Linked DNA regions of Homo sapiens: region 2 is linked to region 1. Evidence: chromatin contacts called from ENCODE Hi-C or POLR2A ChIA-PET data. All regions are on one chromosome and are shown on one strand. Each heading gives the region's core, a stretch centred on a gene start or an enhancer-like site at or near the end of the contact. The rest is flanking DNA. Distances are from core to core; before and after follow the strand shown.

Region 1 (7,475 bases), core at 3,615-6,114:
ATGAGGTAACAAGACTATTTTTATTAAAGTGACTCAACCAGATAAACATTTTCTGAGTTTGAGCTATCTTCGAGGAGTTAGGCAAAGCACCATGGAAGACAAAAAGAATGAGACATTGTTGTCCCAAACGATTTTTGGAGACAGCTTTTGGAACTGCCTTTACAGCCTGAATATTTTTTCCAGGTTGGATTTAATTTGTAGCAATGGCCAAAAGCCACCTAGTTCGGTCTAGTTATCAATCTAGATATATAGTTTTGTCTAATGTTAAGTGTGACTCTACAGTAAAGTGAGGGCTTTTATTATGTGATTTGCAAACCAACAGTTCCAAATTACTTCCAAAAACATTTATTGTCAACAACAATGATAATTTTTTTTTTTCGAGATGGAGCCTCGCTCTGTCCACCCAGGCTGGAGTGCAGTGGCACGATCTCGGCTCACTGCAACCTCCACCTCCCGGGTTCATGACATTCTCCTGCCTCAACCTCCCGAGTAGCTGGGACTACAGGCACTCACCACCATGTCTGGCTAATTTTTGTATTTTTAGTAGAGATGGGGTTTCACCATGTTAGCCAGGATAGTCTCGATCTCCTGACCTCGTGATCTGCCCGCCTCAGCCTCCCAAAGTTCTGGGATTACAGGCGTGAGCCACCGCGCCTGGCCAACAATGATAAATTAAGTGGATAATGCAGCAAGACAAGATAACTATAGGGAAGGAGAGCTTAAAATAGATACATTCTGGTTTCCTTAAAAAAACAAACAAACAAAAAACCCAGTAACAACAAACCAGTTGTTAATACCTATTCACAAAGCCCTGGGTACCCTCCTGCTCTTTTTCCATTTCTGATCATCTTCTGCATAATTGCCAGGGGTGCAAAATTAGGAGCCAGAAGATATTCACAAATTTCAATATTCTGTAATACAGAGTTAGAAGGAAGTTTCAATGAAGGAGTTACAATTACATCCTTTATTTCTTGCAGCTAATAACTTGTTTTCTCATGCTTTGTTAAAAATAAAGGGTTAGGCCAAGGCAGAAGAATCACTTGAGGCCAAGAGTTTGAGATCAGCTTGGCCAAGACAGTGAGATCCTATGGCTACAAATTTTTTTTTTTTTCGAGACAGAGTCTTGCTCTGTCACCCAGGCTGGAGTCCAGTGGTGCGACCTTGGCTCACTGCAACCTCCACCTCTTAAGCAGGCTCAAGTGATTATCCTGCCTCAGCCTCCCAAGTGGCTCAGATTACAGGCATGCAACACTATGCCTGGCTAATTTTTTTTTTTTTTTTTGAGACAGAGTTTGACTCTTGTTGCCCAGGCTGGAGTGCAATGGCGCGATCTCCGCTCACTACTGTATCCTCCACCTCCGCAATCTCTGCTCACTGCAACCTCCGCTTCCTGGGTTCAAGTGATTCTTCTGCCTCAGCCTCCTGAGTAGGTGGGATTACAGGCACCTGTCACCAAGCCCCGCAAATTTTTTCTATTTTTAGTACAGATGAGGTTTCACCACCTTGGCCAGGCTAGTTGTGAATTCCGGACCTCAGGTGATCCACCTGCCTCGGCCTCCCAAAGTGCTGAGATTACAGGCATGAGCCACTGCACCCGGCCTTTAATTTTTGTATTTGTAGTACAGACTAGTGTGTTCACCATGTTGGCCAGGCTGCTCTCAAACTACCGACCTCAGGTGATCCACCCGCCTCAGCCTCCCAAAGTACTGGCATTACAGGCGTGAGCCACTGCGCCCAGCCAACTACAATTTAAAAACTTAGCTGGGTGTAGTGGCACATGCCTGTAGTCCCAGCTACTCGGGAGGCTGAGGTGGGAGGATTGAATGAGCCTAGGAGGTCGAGGCTTCGGTGAACCATGAATGCAACACTGCACTCCAGCCTTTGGTGAACCATGAATGCAACACTGCACTCCAGCCTGGGCAACAGAGCAAGACCCTGTCATAAATGAATAAATTAATACATAGATACATGAATGAATGAAAAAATTTAATTTTTAACTTTGCTTAGGACCCATTAGTGATTTATGATTGCCCCTGGTTAAGCATGAGCAAACACATGATAGAAAAGAACTATTTTACTGGTATCCTATTATATCCATATATTCTGAAACCATGGGCCATCAGGAAATGTTTCATTACTTGGACTTAAAAAAAAAATACCACGCAGACTTTTTTGTTTTTTTTTTTGAGACGGAGTTTTGCCCTGTCACCCAGGCTGGAGTGCAGTGGCATGATCTTGGCTCACTGCAACCTCCACCTCCCAGGTTCAAGCGATTCTCCTGCCTCGGCCTCCTGAGTAGCTGGGACTACAGGTGCCCGCCACCACACCCGGCTAATTTTGTTTGTATTTTTAGTAGAGACGGGGTTTCACCATGTTGCCCAGGTTGGTCTCAAACTCCTGACCTCAGGTAATCTACCCGCATTGGCCTCCCAAAGTGCTAGGATTACAGGTGTGAGCCACTGTGCCTGGCCCCATGTAGACTTTTTAGAACTGAGTTTGCTTTCCTTTTTTTTTTTTTTTTTTTTTTGAGATGGAGTCTCACTGTCGCCCAGGCTGGAGTGGAGTGGCACGATCTCAGCTCACTGCCACCTCTGCCTCTTGGGTTCAAGTGATTCTCCTGCCTCAGCCTCCAAAGTAGCTAGGATTACAGGCACCCGCTACCATACCTGGCTAATTTTTATATTTTTAGTAGAGTCGAAGTTTCACCATGTTGGCCAGGCTGGTCTAGAACTCCTGACCTCAGGTGATCCACCTGCCTCGACCTCCCAAAGTGCTGGGATTACAGGTGTGAGCCACCGCGCCCAGCCTGCTTTCCATTTTTAAAAGATGGGAATACAAAATGCTAAGAGAATGGCCTGGGTGCGGTGGCTCACGCCTGTAGTTCCAGCACTTTGGGAGGCTGAGGGAGGTGGATCGCTTGAGCCCAGGAATTCAAGACCAGTCTGGGCAACATGGTGAGACCTCCTCTCCACAAAAATACAAAAATTAGCTGGGCACGGTGGCGCACACCTGTGGTCCCAGCTACTAAAGAGGCTGACGTGGGAGGATCACTTGAGACTGAGAGTTTGAGGTTACAGTGAGCTATGATCCAGCCACTGCACTCCAGCCTGGGTGACAGAGCAAGATCTTGTCTTAAAAAAAAAAATATATATATATATAAAAGGAAAGAGAAGTGGTTGTTTCCAGGTTTGAAAAATTTCACAGTATTATTTTAAGCTACAAGAGACATATGCCTAACTTCCTCCTTTTAGCAATCTCAAAACTACCCCATGTTTACTAAGCTCTTCCGTGGCCAGGTGGGGTGCTTTGGAAGCCCTAGAAGAGGTCATATGATGTTTTTTCCCCTCGGACTCACACATGTAGAGTAGGCACATACGTCCTGGAGCTGACTTAGGGTTGAGTCTTTTTCTTTTTTGGAGACAGAGCCTTGCTCTGTCGCCCAGGCTAGAGTGCAGTGGCACAATCTCGGCTCACTGCAACCTACGCCTCCCGGGTTCAAGTGATTCTTCTGCCTTAGCCTCCTGAGTAGCTGGCATTACAGGCATGGGATTACAGGCATGCGCCACCACACCCGGCTAATTTTTTTTTTTTTTTTTTGAGACGGAGTCTCGCTCTGTCGCACAGGCTGGAGTGCAGGGGCGCGATCTCCGCTCACAGCAAGCTCCGCCTCCCGGGTTCACGCCATTCTCCTGCCTCAGTCTCTCGAGTAGCTGGGACTACAGGCGCCCACCACCACACCCGGCTAATTTTTTGTATTTTTAGTAGAGACGGGGTTTCACCGTCTTAGCCAGGATGGTCTCGATCTCCTTACCTCGTGATCTGCCCGCCTCCCAAAGTGCTGGGATTACAGGCGTGAGCCACTGCGCCCGGCCCACACGGGGCTAATTTTTGTATTTTTAGTAGAGGCGAGGTTTCACTCTGTTGGCTAGGATGGTCTCCAACCCCTGGCCTCAAGCCAACCTCCTGCCTCTGCCTCCCAAAGTGCTGAGATTACAGGTGTGAGCCACCGAGCCTGGTCTGACTTGGGGTTGAGTCTTAAGGATGGGAAGGAGCTGGGCGCGGTGGCTCACGCCTGTAATACTAGCACTTTGGGAGGTCGAGGCAGGAGGATCGCTTGAGTCCAGGAGACAGAGACCAGCCTGGCCAACATCGTGAGATCCCATCTCTACAAAAAATAGTTAGCTGGGTGTGGTGGTGCACACCTGTAGTCCCAGCTACTTGGGAGGCTGAAGCAGGAGGATCGCTTGAGGCCAGCAGGTTGAGGCTGCAGTGAGCTATGACTGCACTACTGCACTCCAGCCTGGGGGACAGAGCAAGACCATGTCCCTTTTTTTAAAAAGGTGGGTTGGAAGAAGATCAACAGGGGGGCATAAGAGGAGAAAGGTGCTACCTCCCTGCCCAGGGGCAGCCAAGGAGGATCCGCCTCGGCCTTGCTCGCAGCCTCCTCTCACCTCCTTTCCTCCACTTCACCCCAGCCCCGGCGCCCCCATCGCAGCTCTCTCGCCTCAGCCTCCCTACCTGGGGTCCCCCCTTAGGGCTCTCTCCTCCGCCTCCTCCATCAGTCTGTGGGGTCCCTCCTCACCATCCTCCCTCCCTGTGAGGGTCTGTCTTCAGACCTTTCTTAGTATTTTGGATGTCTCTCTCAGCCTTCAGATCTTTTCCCGCAGGCCCAGCCTGCAGTCCGCCCGTTTCCCCCAGCCCGCTCCTTCGCTCTGCGGGGTCTCCTCCCTCAGTCCGCGGTATCCCCCACTCACCTCGCAGCCACTGTCTCTCCAGAGCTCGTTCGCGCTGGGCGCGGGGGCGGGGCGCGCACACCGGGCGGCGGCGGCGCGGGGCCGCGCGCGCAGCGTGCGCGGTGACGTCAGTGCGCTGGCGGCGGCGGCGGCGGCGGCGGCGGCGGCTGGGCTGTTTGTTCTGGTCTCCCGCAGCCGAGGAGCCGAAGCAGTGGCGGCGGCAGCGGCTGCGGCGGCTGCCGGCGGTGCCCGCGGGCGAGCGCGGCCTGTGAGCTCGGCAGAGCGGCGGGCGGGCCCCGGCGCCGCGCAGGCAGCTCGGGGAGGGGGCGGCGGCAGCGGGCGGACGGCCGGCGGGGGCGGCGTGCGGCCTAGCGTCTCAGGTGAGGACTGGTGCCCTTTGGGGCGGCGGACGACACTGGGCGGCTGGCGGAGGCTCGCGGCGCGGTCCGCGTAACCTGCATTGCGTAATGGGGCCGGGGCGCCGCCACCTACGCCATCCGCGCGGCGCGGGGGCGGGGAGGCCGGGGCTACGCGGGCTCGGGCCTGCGGGCCTCCCGCGCCGTTCGTTCCGGGCCGGGGCGGCCTGCGCCGTTGGTGTCGGGGCGGCGGGGTCGCTCGCGGCTGTCCTGCCTTTGGTGCCGTCGGACCCGGGCTTGGGCTGGCCGGCGGGGCGCGGGTGGGGGGCGCGGGCGCCGCGGCGGGGCCGGCGGTCGGGGGCGGGCGGGGGGCGGGCCGAGGCGCCCGGCACTTCCTGCCGCCGCCATTTTGTTAAGTGAGGAGGAGGAGGAGGAGGAGGAAGCGGCCGCCGCGGGGTCCGCGGCGCGCCCGGCCCGGGTAAGTCCCGGCCTGGCGCGGGGGCCGCGAGCGCAGCTGTCCCGGTCCGCGGTCCTCTAGGCGGGCTCGGCCGCGGCGCTCACGTGGGCCGGGGCCGGCGCGCTCTCCTTCTGGCACCCAGGTCGTTTTGCCTGGGCCGGGGCAGCGCGCCCCCACCCCCATCTCTTCACCTTCCCGGCGGTCCCCGGAGTGCTGCGGAGAAAGGGGCAGGTCCCCTGCGGAGGGAGGTGGCTGCGGCTGCACGCCGGTCTGAGGCCAGGCCTCAGGGCGGGAGCGGTGCCCTGGAGGCGAGCTTGGCCCGCTTGACGCACCCACTCTCAGCCTGGCAGCCCCTTGCTGGGCGCTTTGTTTTGCTCGGTCCGTGCTCGCCGGCGTCCTTGCAACGGCCTATTTTATTTGCAGTGTTGTGTGGTGGTGGTGATTGTGGTGATTTGGGGTGGGGATGTGGGGGAGTTGTGATTCAGCGAAATAAAATGATCCCCCTCCTCCCAAACGGAAATAGCATGGCTTCACTCGGCTGAGATGCCCCCAAGGCTTGGGTTTGCTTGAAGATGGGAAACCCCACTCTGTTGTAGTGGACGGTGTAAATACTTTAGTTCAGGCCGGTGCATGAGTCATGTGCTTCTCCTGGGTGGCTGACCTCCCTTTTACTCAAGACTACGCTTTGTTTTTTTAAGATTTTTATTTGCTTGTTTACTTGTTTACGTTTCGTGCAGCCTGGTGGGGTGTCTGGTCTTGGGTTCATTTCTCTGCGTGTGTGTTGGATGCTAGTGACCCCTTGGAATGTATGCCTCACGAGAATTGGAATGTCTTTGCTTACCTTCGACAGGGCTCTACCAGTCCGTGGTTCCAAAAACCAAGTCGCAGTTTACCTCGTAAGCCAGTGGCTCTTTGGGGCTGTAACAATGGTCGGGAGTTTTTTGTGAATGGAGCTGTCAAGTTCCCTACCGTCTTTGGAAGTTGTAAAGAAAGCGATACTCAAAAGGATTTATGAATGTGTTTTTAATTTCAAGAAAGTTTTTGATGGCACAATCTGTTTTATGATCTTGCCAATATATACATATACTTTTAGATGGAGTCTCGCTCTGTCGCCCAGGCTGTAGTGCAGTGGCGCGATCTCGGCTCACTGCAACCTCTGCCTCCTGGGTTCAAGCGATTCTCCTGTCTCAGCCTCTCGAGTAGCTGGGACTACAGGCGCCCGCCACCACATCTAGCTAATTTTTGCATTTTTAGGAGAGACGCGGGTTTCACCATGTTGGCCAGGCTGGTCTCGAACTCCTGACCTCAGGTGTTCCATCCTCCTCGGCTTCCCAAAGTGTTGGGATTACAGGCATGAGCCACCGTTCCCGGCCGCCAATAATTTCATAAAGCATTTATTTCGGTTTAATTTGGGTGGGGATTATGTTTTTTATCTTTTTATCTTATCACTGATGCGTTGTAGATAACCAAGCGCTTCCCCCCAAAAACTTCAGCCAGGGAAAGATAAACCACTCAGGGTTTCCATTGATCAAATGGAGAAGGCAAAGCCTAATCTGAAACAAAATGTATTGCTGCTCTGTTATCCACCATACCTCTTTCTTTGGTAGGAAACATAGTATCTTAAAGGCTCAAACTGGAGTTAGCCGGTCTCAGAATGGCTTTAGTTGGTCTTAATTGGAAGGAGTCGAGTCCACCTCCGAGTATCTTGCTAGCAGTCAGCCCAGTGGAATTGCTGAAGATAAGGAACTTTGCCTACGGATGAAAGATAAGAAGGTAGCTGCTGAGTTTTAAGGATTGTTTGGCTGTTCTGGGGTGCTATATGCCTAGCTTCGCTAGTCTGGAGGACAGCGAGGGAAAATTTTTAGCTAAGAATAACGAGAATCATTGGCCACTTAGTAACATTTCCACTAAATTATTGAATTGTTTAAA
Region 2 (6,573 bases), core at 2,775-5,274, 210 kb after region 1:
TTATATGTACGTAATTTTAGTTTTTAAAGGATCATGCAGTAAAATTGAAATTTTTAGAGTTCAGTTCAATAAAAATTTTAACATAGGTAACCACTATCATAATTAGAATTTTAACACATGCAGCCACCATAATACAAAACAGTTCTATCACCCCCAAAACCTTCTATGCTACCCCCTTTATTCTAACACCCTTCCCTAACCCCTGGCAACACTGATCTTTCCTCCCATAGTATGGTTTTGTCACTTTTGGAGAATATCATATAAATGGATCATATTAATGGTACCTTTGAAATTGGCTTCTTTCTTTTTGTTTTGAGACGGAGTTTTGCTCTTGTTGCTCAGGCTGGAGTGCAATGGCACAATCTTGGCTCACTGCAAACTCTGTCTCCTGGGTTCAAGTGATCCTCCTGCCCCAGCCTCCTGAGTAGCTGGGATTATAGGCGCCCACCACGACACCTGGCTAATTTTTTATGTTTTTTGTAGAGACGGGGTTTCACCATGTTGGTCAGGGTGGTCTCGAACTCCTGACCTCAGGTCATCCACCCGCCTCCGCCTTCCAAAGTGCTGGGATTACAGGCATGAGCCCCACGCCCGGCCAAGATTGGCTTCTTTCAATCAGGCTACTTATTTTGAGATTCATCCAAAGTGTTGCGTGCTTCTTTGCTTTTCTGTTTTGTTGTATTTTATGTTTTTAGCAAGACAGAGGGTCTTGCTCTGTCTCCCAGACTGGAGTGCAGTTGCACAATCATGGCTCACTGCAGCCTCAAACTCCTGGGCTCAAGAGATCTTCCTGCTTCAGCCTCCAGTATCTGGGACTACAGCTGCATGCCACCATGCCTGACTACATACATATATATATATATTTTTTTTTTAGATGGAGTCTCGCTTTATTACCCAGGCTGGAGTACAATGCCACGATCTCAGCTCACTGCAACCTCTGCCTCCCGGGTTCAAGTGATTCTCCTGCCTCAGCCTCCTGAGTAGCTGGGATTACAGGCACCCACCACCATGCCCAGCTAGTTTTTTATATTTTTAGTAGAGCGGGGTTTCACCATGTTGGTCTGGCTGGTCTTGAACACCTGACCTCAGGTGATCCACCCGCCTCAGCCTCCCAAAGTGCTGGGATTACAAGCGTGAGCCACTGCACCTGGCCTGTCGTGTTTTAGTAGTTTGCCCTCTTTATTGCTGAGCAGTGTTTCATGGTATGGGTGAATCACAGTTTGTTTAACCATTCCTCTCTTAAGGGATATTTTTTTTGTTGTTTTTTGTTATTTTTTCCAGTTTTCAGCTATTGCAACTAAAGCACCTATGAATAATCATGTGCAGATTGTGTGTGGTTGCATATTGTTCAAAATCCTCTCTGGCTTTCCAATTCACTTAGAATAAAATTTGCAGTCCTCATGCAGTCTGTAAAATCATACCTGTCTGGCCTTTGTCCAGCCTTTGATAGCGTCTCCTCCCTGCCTCCTCTGCTCTCTTCCTTCTAGCTATCCTGGCTTTCCTGACTTTCTCTGCACATGCAAAGCCCATCCCATTTGTAATGAGTTGAATGACAGACCCTAAAATGTACATTCAGAACGTGCAAATGTGACCTAACTTGGAAAATGTGTTTTTGCAGAAGTAGTTAAGTGAGGGGTCTCAAGATGAGCCTATCCTGGATGAGGGTGGTCCCTAAATGCAATGACAAGTATCCTTGTAAGACGTAGAGGAGGAGGGCCGGGCCCGATGGCTCATGCCTGTAATCCCAGCACTTTGGGAGGCTGAGGCAGGCGGATTGCCTGAGGTCAGGAGTTCGAGACCACTCTGGTGAATATGGTGAAACCCCATCTCTACTAAAAATACAAAAAAATTTAGCCGGGTGTTGTGGTGTGTGCCTGTAATCCCAGCTACTCAGGAGGCTGAGGCAGGAGAATTGCCTGAACCTAGGAGGTGGAGGTTACAGCGAGCCGAGATTGCGCCACTGCACTCCAGCCTGGGCGAAAGAGTGAGACTCCGTCTCAAAAAAAAAAAAAAAAAAGATACAGAAGGAGATGCAGGCACAGGGAATAAGGCCATCTGAAGATATACGGAGAAATTGGAGTGACGCAGCCATAAGCCAAAGAATGCCTGGAGCCTCTTGAAGTTGGAGAAGGTAAGGATCCTCCCCAAAGATCTCGAGAGAGTGTATGGCCCCACTGATGCCTCCATGCTGAATTTCTGGCCTCCCGAAGTGTAAGAGAATTAATTCCTGTTGTTTCAAGCCACCCAATTTGTGGTAATGTGTTATGGCCATCAAAGGAAATTAATAAAACACCTCAGGGCCTTTGCATGTGCCATCTTCTCTACCTGGATTACTCTTTCTCCAGATCCTTGTGGGGCCCATGTCCTCACTTCCTCCTGGTCTCTCTGCTCAACTGTCACCTCCTTAGAGAGTCCTTCTGCTTGTCCTAAGAGAGGCCCTTACTGTATCCCTCTAACTCAATAATTTGTTGCACTTCTCTTTAAATTTCGATCAATTTAGATACATGGTATTTGTTTCCTCCCCTGCCCCACACCCACCCCCTTTTTTTTAGAGACAGGGTCTTGCTCTGTTGCCCCAGCTGGAGTGCAGTGGCACGATCACAGCTCACTGTAGACACAACCTCTTGGGTTCAAGCAATCCTCCCTTCTCAACCTCCCAAGCAAAAGGGATAACAAGCACGTGCCACCATACTCAGCTAATTTTTTTTCTTTTAAAAAAAATTTTTTTTAGACAGAGTCTTGCTCTGTTTCCCAGGCTGGAGTGCAATGGCGTGATCTCAGCTCACCGCAACCTCCACCTCCCGGGTTCAAGCGATTCTCCTGGCTAAGTTTGTTTGTTTGTTTGTTTTTTGGAGAGACTGGGTCTCACTTTTTGGCCCCGGTTGGTCTCAAATTCCTGGCCTCAAGCGATCCTCCTGTCTTGGCCTCCCAAAGTGCTGGGATTACACACATGGACCACCATGCCAGGCTTGTTTCCCTTTTTAAAAAAATCACTTGTCCTCTGTGTATATTTGTTTCAGGGACTGTTGAATAATCCAGCTTTCGGCTGAGAAGCTTTTTGGACATTTGCCTAGTGACAATCTTTCTTTATCTGGGGAGAGATTGGTCAGATAATTAGTCTTGGAGCATGTTAAAGCTTTGTCTCCCAAGAAAGAATTTACATCTATTACAACATCTTTCTCTCTCTCTGGAAAATTGTATCCTTGTTATTAAGACTTTTTTTTTCTTTTTTAGCTTTACAGAAAAGCTGCAAAGATAGCAAGATAATTTTTGTCTACTCTTTATCCAGCTTCCCTGAATGCTAACATCTTATATAACCATAATACATTTACTGAAACAAAAAGATTAACACTGGTTCATTACTACTAACTCAACTCCAAACTTTATTTGGATTTCACCAACTTTATCCACAAATTTGTCCTTTTTTTGATTCCTGGATCCAGTCCAGGGTACTATATTGAATTTAGTTGTCACAGCTCCTTTCCCTCCTCTAGTCTGTGGCAGTGCCTCAGTCTTTGTTTTTCATGACCTTGACAGTTTTGTAGAGGTCTGGTTAGGCATTTTGTAGAATGTGACTCAGTGTGAATTTCCTTTGCTTACTACTATACCTATTATACAAAAAATATACACATATATATATATACATGCACAAATATTTATTTATAGTGTGGAAAATATACATAACATAAAATTTACCATTTTTTAAGTATTATTATTATTTTGTGAGACATGGTCTTGCTCTGGTACGGCCCCGCTGGTGTGGAAAGCGAGCTGTGTTCGGAGGGCCTGAACCTACGGGCTTCCACCGTGGGGCCAATGGAAAGCTGCGGAAGGTGGGCCCCCAAAGGTCTGGGCTCCTGAAGCCGCTGAGGGGCGTGGCCTCCTGGTTTTAAAACATAAAATGGGTGTGAGGTCTGCAGTGCGAGCCAATGAAAGGCAAGGGGAGGCGGGGTCTATGAGGGAGGCGGCCAGTAGAGGCAAGGCTCTTTCGGGTGGCCCCGGAGCGGGGCTCCGACTGTGCGCATGCGCATCGGGCCGGACTACGGGGCGCCGCTGAGCCAAGTGGGCCACCCGGGCACGGCCACGCTCCCGGGTCACGTGACACGGAGGGGGCCGAATTCTGCTGGAGGCAGCGCCATATCCTGGAGGTGAAGGTGAATAGCGTCGGGGGTCGAGCTGGTGTGGGAGAACCACATCCTGATGCGATGTGACCTCGACCCAGCCTGGCCCGGGGTCGGGGATCAGGCTCGGGCCCGTGCGCTCTTTAAGGGAGAGGCGTGGGTTGCGTGGAGGGTCGCGCCCGCTAACCCGGGGGCGTGACCTCGTGCCTCTTGGTGACGTAACATGGGGCGGGCTCACTACTGGGGCTGAGATTTGGGGTCCGGTTGTGGAAAGAGAGGCGGGGCTTCCGCCTGTCCATTGACAAGTAGGTAAGTGGAAGATAACTGTGTGGTGCTGTCGTCGCCACCTTGACTTGTGGTGGCTAGTTTGGGTGGGAGTGGTGGTGATGTAAAGGACTGGGGCTAGCCCCGCGAGGGGCGTGACCTTGTCACGGAGAGGCATGGCTTCACCCCGAGCCTAGGCGCACAAAGGGCGTGGTCTGGCAGGGTTGGGGGCGTGGCCGCACAGAAACTGGCGGCAAGGGTCGTGGCCCTGGATCCTGCTGCGAGAAGGGGCGCGATTTCTTCCGGAGAGGTTCCCTGTCGCGCCCAAGTCTGGGAAGTGCCCTTTCTCTCTTAGGTACCACCTCATGGAGACCCCCGCGGCCGCCGCCCCCGCTGGGAGCTTATTCCCCTCCTTCCTGCTCCTGGCCTGCGGGACGCTGGTGGCCGCCTTGCTGGGCGCCGCTCACCGCCTGGGGCTCTTCTATCAGCTGCTGCACAAGGTGCGGGGCACAGAATGGGAGGTGGGCTGGGGGCAGTCAAAGAGGGAGGGGCCTCGTGGTGCTGCTTCCAGCTCACTCATTGTGCAGGGTGGGAAAGCGAGCCCCGACTAGTCCAGAGGGACTGGTAAGAGGTTCTGTCCAGGGCCCTGTCTCCATTGCCACGCTGTGTATGGAGGCCTGGACTTTGCCACTGGTAAGAGAGAACACGGAAGCTGCCGCTGCCGGGGCACTCGCACCCCACCTACCTCCTTCCCCAGTGACTCTTTTCACAGAACAGATGGACAGCACTCTGTGCTCCCTAACCTGGATGGGATAAATGGGGCAGAGGGCAGGCTCCAGCGAGGGGGTGGCAGTGACAGTTTCATAACAGTTGCCCTCTGCTGAGCTCAGTACTGTAGACTTTCTTACCTACCCCTTACCTTTTCCTTGAAAGTAGGTGCTGTTCTTTCTGTCTTCATTTTCTGCAAGAGGAAGCTGAGGCTCAGAGAGATTGTGTGGTGGTTTGCCCTAGGTGACATGTTTGGAGAGAGCTGACCCCACAGGTGTCCCCCTAAACTCCTTGCACCTCTGTTTGAAATTTACCCCTTCTCCAGACCCCTTCCTCAACCCTTTCTCTCCTAGCAGGGACCAAGCTTGACCTCTCCCTCCCCAAACCCTTCTCTACTGCTTCCTCTGCTAGCCAGGAGTGATGCCACTGACCTTCAGGACTTAGGAGATTTAAAGCAAGCCTTGGATGTGTAGGGCTGTGAGGCAGCTGGAGTTGGGAGGCCTCGGCACAGTCTGTGCCAGCAGCTCACTCCCGTGCCAGGCACATGGTGGCTGGCAGCCTGTCAACTAAGCCCTGGGCCTGTTTAGCGTCCATCAGGAGGGCATCAGGGAGGCTGGGATCAGGAGCCCAGCTGCCAGGCTCTGCAAGGATACTGGAGGGCAGGGAGGAGTCACAGCAGATGGCTCCCTGCCATCTGCTCTGCGTGCGTTGTGCCCCTGGCCAAACCCCCTGGGTTATATAACCCTCTCCTCTCTCCCTGATTGCCCTGCCATCCTGGAGACAGGCAGTGTAACAGTGGGGCACTTAAGAGCGTGGGTTCTATTGAACTTTCAGTCTTACTTGGGCAAGCCTTGATGTCCTCAGCTGTAAGAGGGATGTAATGACAAGAGGATCTGATAAGATGTTATGCCTTGGTTTGAGCCTGGCATGTAGTATAATATATGCCTAACCAAGACCAAGCTTCTCTTGACCTCTCACCCTGCTCCTGCCCCCTTACCTGGGGCAGGGGGATTGCCCCCTTTCCCAGCTGCCCTCTGCCCTGGCCTTTAACTTTATTGCTCCACCTGTCCTTGGGCCCAGGTGGACAAGGCAAGCGTCCGGCATGGCGGAGAGAACGTGGCCGCTGTGCTGAGGGCCCATGGTGTGCGGTTCATCTTCACGCTGGTCGGTGGGCACATTTCCCCGCTGCTGGTGGCCTGTGAGAAACTGGGCATCCGTGTGGTGGACACACGCCATGAGGTCACGGCCGTCTTTGCTGCTGATGCTATGGCCCGCCTGTCCGGTGAGGGCATTGCAGAGAGGGCTGGGGACTGGTTGGACTGTGGGCTAGAGTGTCTGTGAGGGTAGGGGTTTTTCAGAGGTGGAAGAATGGCCAAGAGAGTGGGCATGGCTGTGATGGGCTCTGTGTTCCAGGGACGGT

The links. Hi-C counts contacts between places; a loop is a spot of excess contacts on that map. ChIA-PET counts read pairs that join two places held with the same protein, here RNA polymerase II (POLR2A). Pooled maps may share reads with other maps.
Region 2: a loop to region 1 is called in a map of CD8-positive, alpha-beta T cell, with 6 times the contacts of the local background. The contact joins the promoter of HACL2 here to the promoter of BRD4 in region 1. A Hi-C loop is called at or near these places in 3 of 168 maps with a recorded cell type or tissue (B cell, CD8-positive, alpha-beta T cell and ascending aorta), 7 of 37 single-sample maps with no recorded cell type and 20 of 50 pooled maps. POLR2A ChIA-PET finds 5 or more read pairs at or near these places in 5 of 52 experiments (CD4-positive, alpha-beta T cell, H1, HEK293T and 2 more).

The regions. Positions count from the first base shown.
Region 1 is chr19:15,329,928-15,337,402 of GRCh38, reverse strand. It overlaps BRD4 (bromodomain containing 4), which reads left to right and starts at 4,864. Exons shown (of 20, transcript NM_001379291.1): 1 at 4,864-5,113. It overlaps LOC124904643 (a long non-coding RNA gene), which reads right to left and starts at 4,790. Exons shown (of 4, transcript XR_007067146.1): 1 at 4,755-4,790; 2 at 798-911. RefSeq lists silencers at 4,555-4,624, 4,765-4,864, 5,095-5,324, 5,525-5,624, 5,655-5,804 and 2 more and an enhancer at 3,982-4,598.
Region 2 is chr19:15,123,237-15,129,809 of GRCh38, reverse strand. HACL2 (2-hydroxyacyl-CoA lyase 2) reads left to right here and starts at 4,024. Exons shown (of 16, transcript NM_006844.5): 1 at 4,024-4,154; 2 at 4,741-4,885; 3 at 6,234-6,435; 4 at 6,567-6,573. The coding sequence starts at 4,751. ILVBL-AS1 (ILVBL antisense RNA 1) reads right to left here and starts at 5,650. Exons shown (of 3, transcript NR_186314.1): 1 at 5,585-5,650; 2 at 5,305-5,346; 3 at 3,636-3,883. RefSeq lists silencers at 3,881-3,950, 4,521-4,570 and enhancers at 4,171-4,260, 3,755-4,518, 4,519-5,284.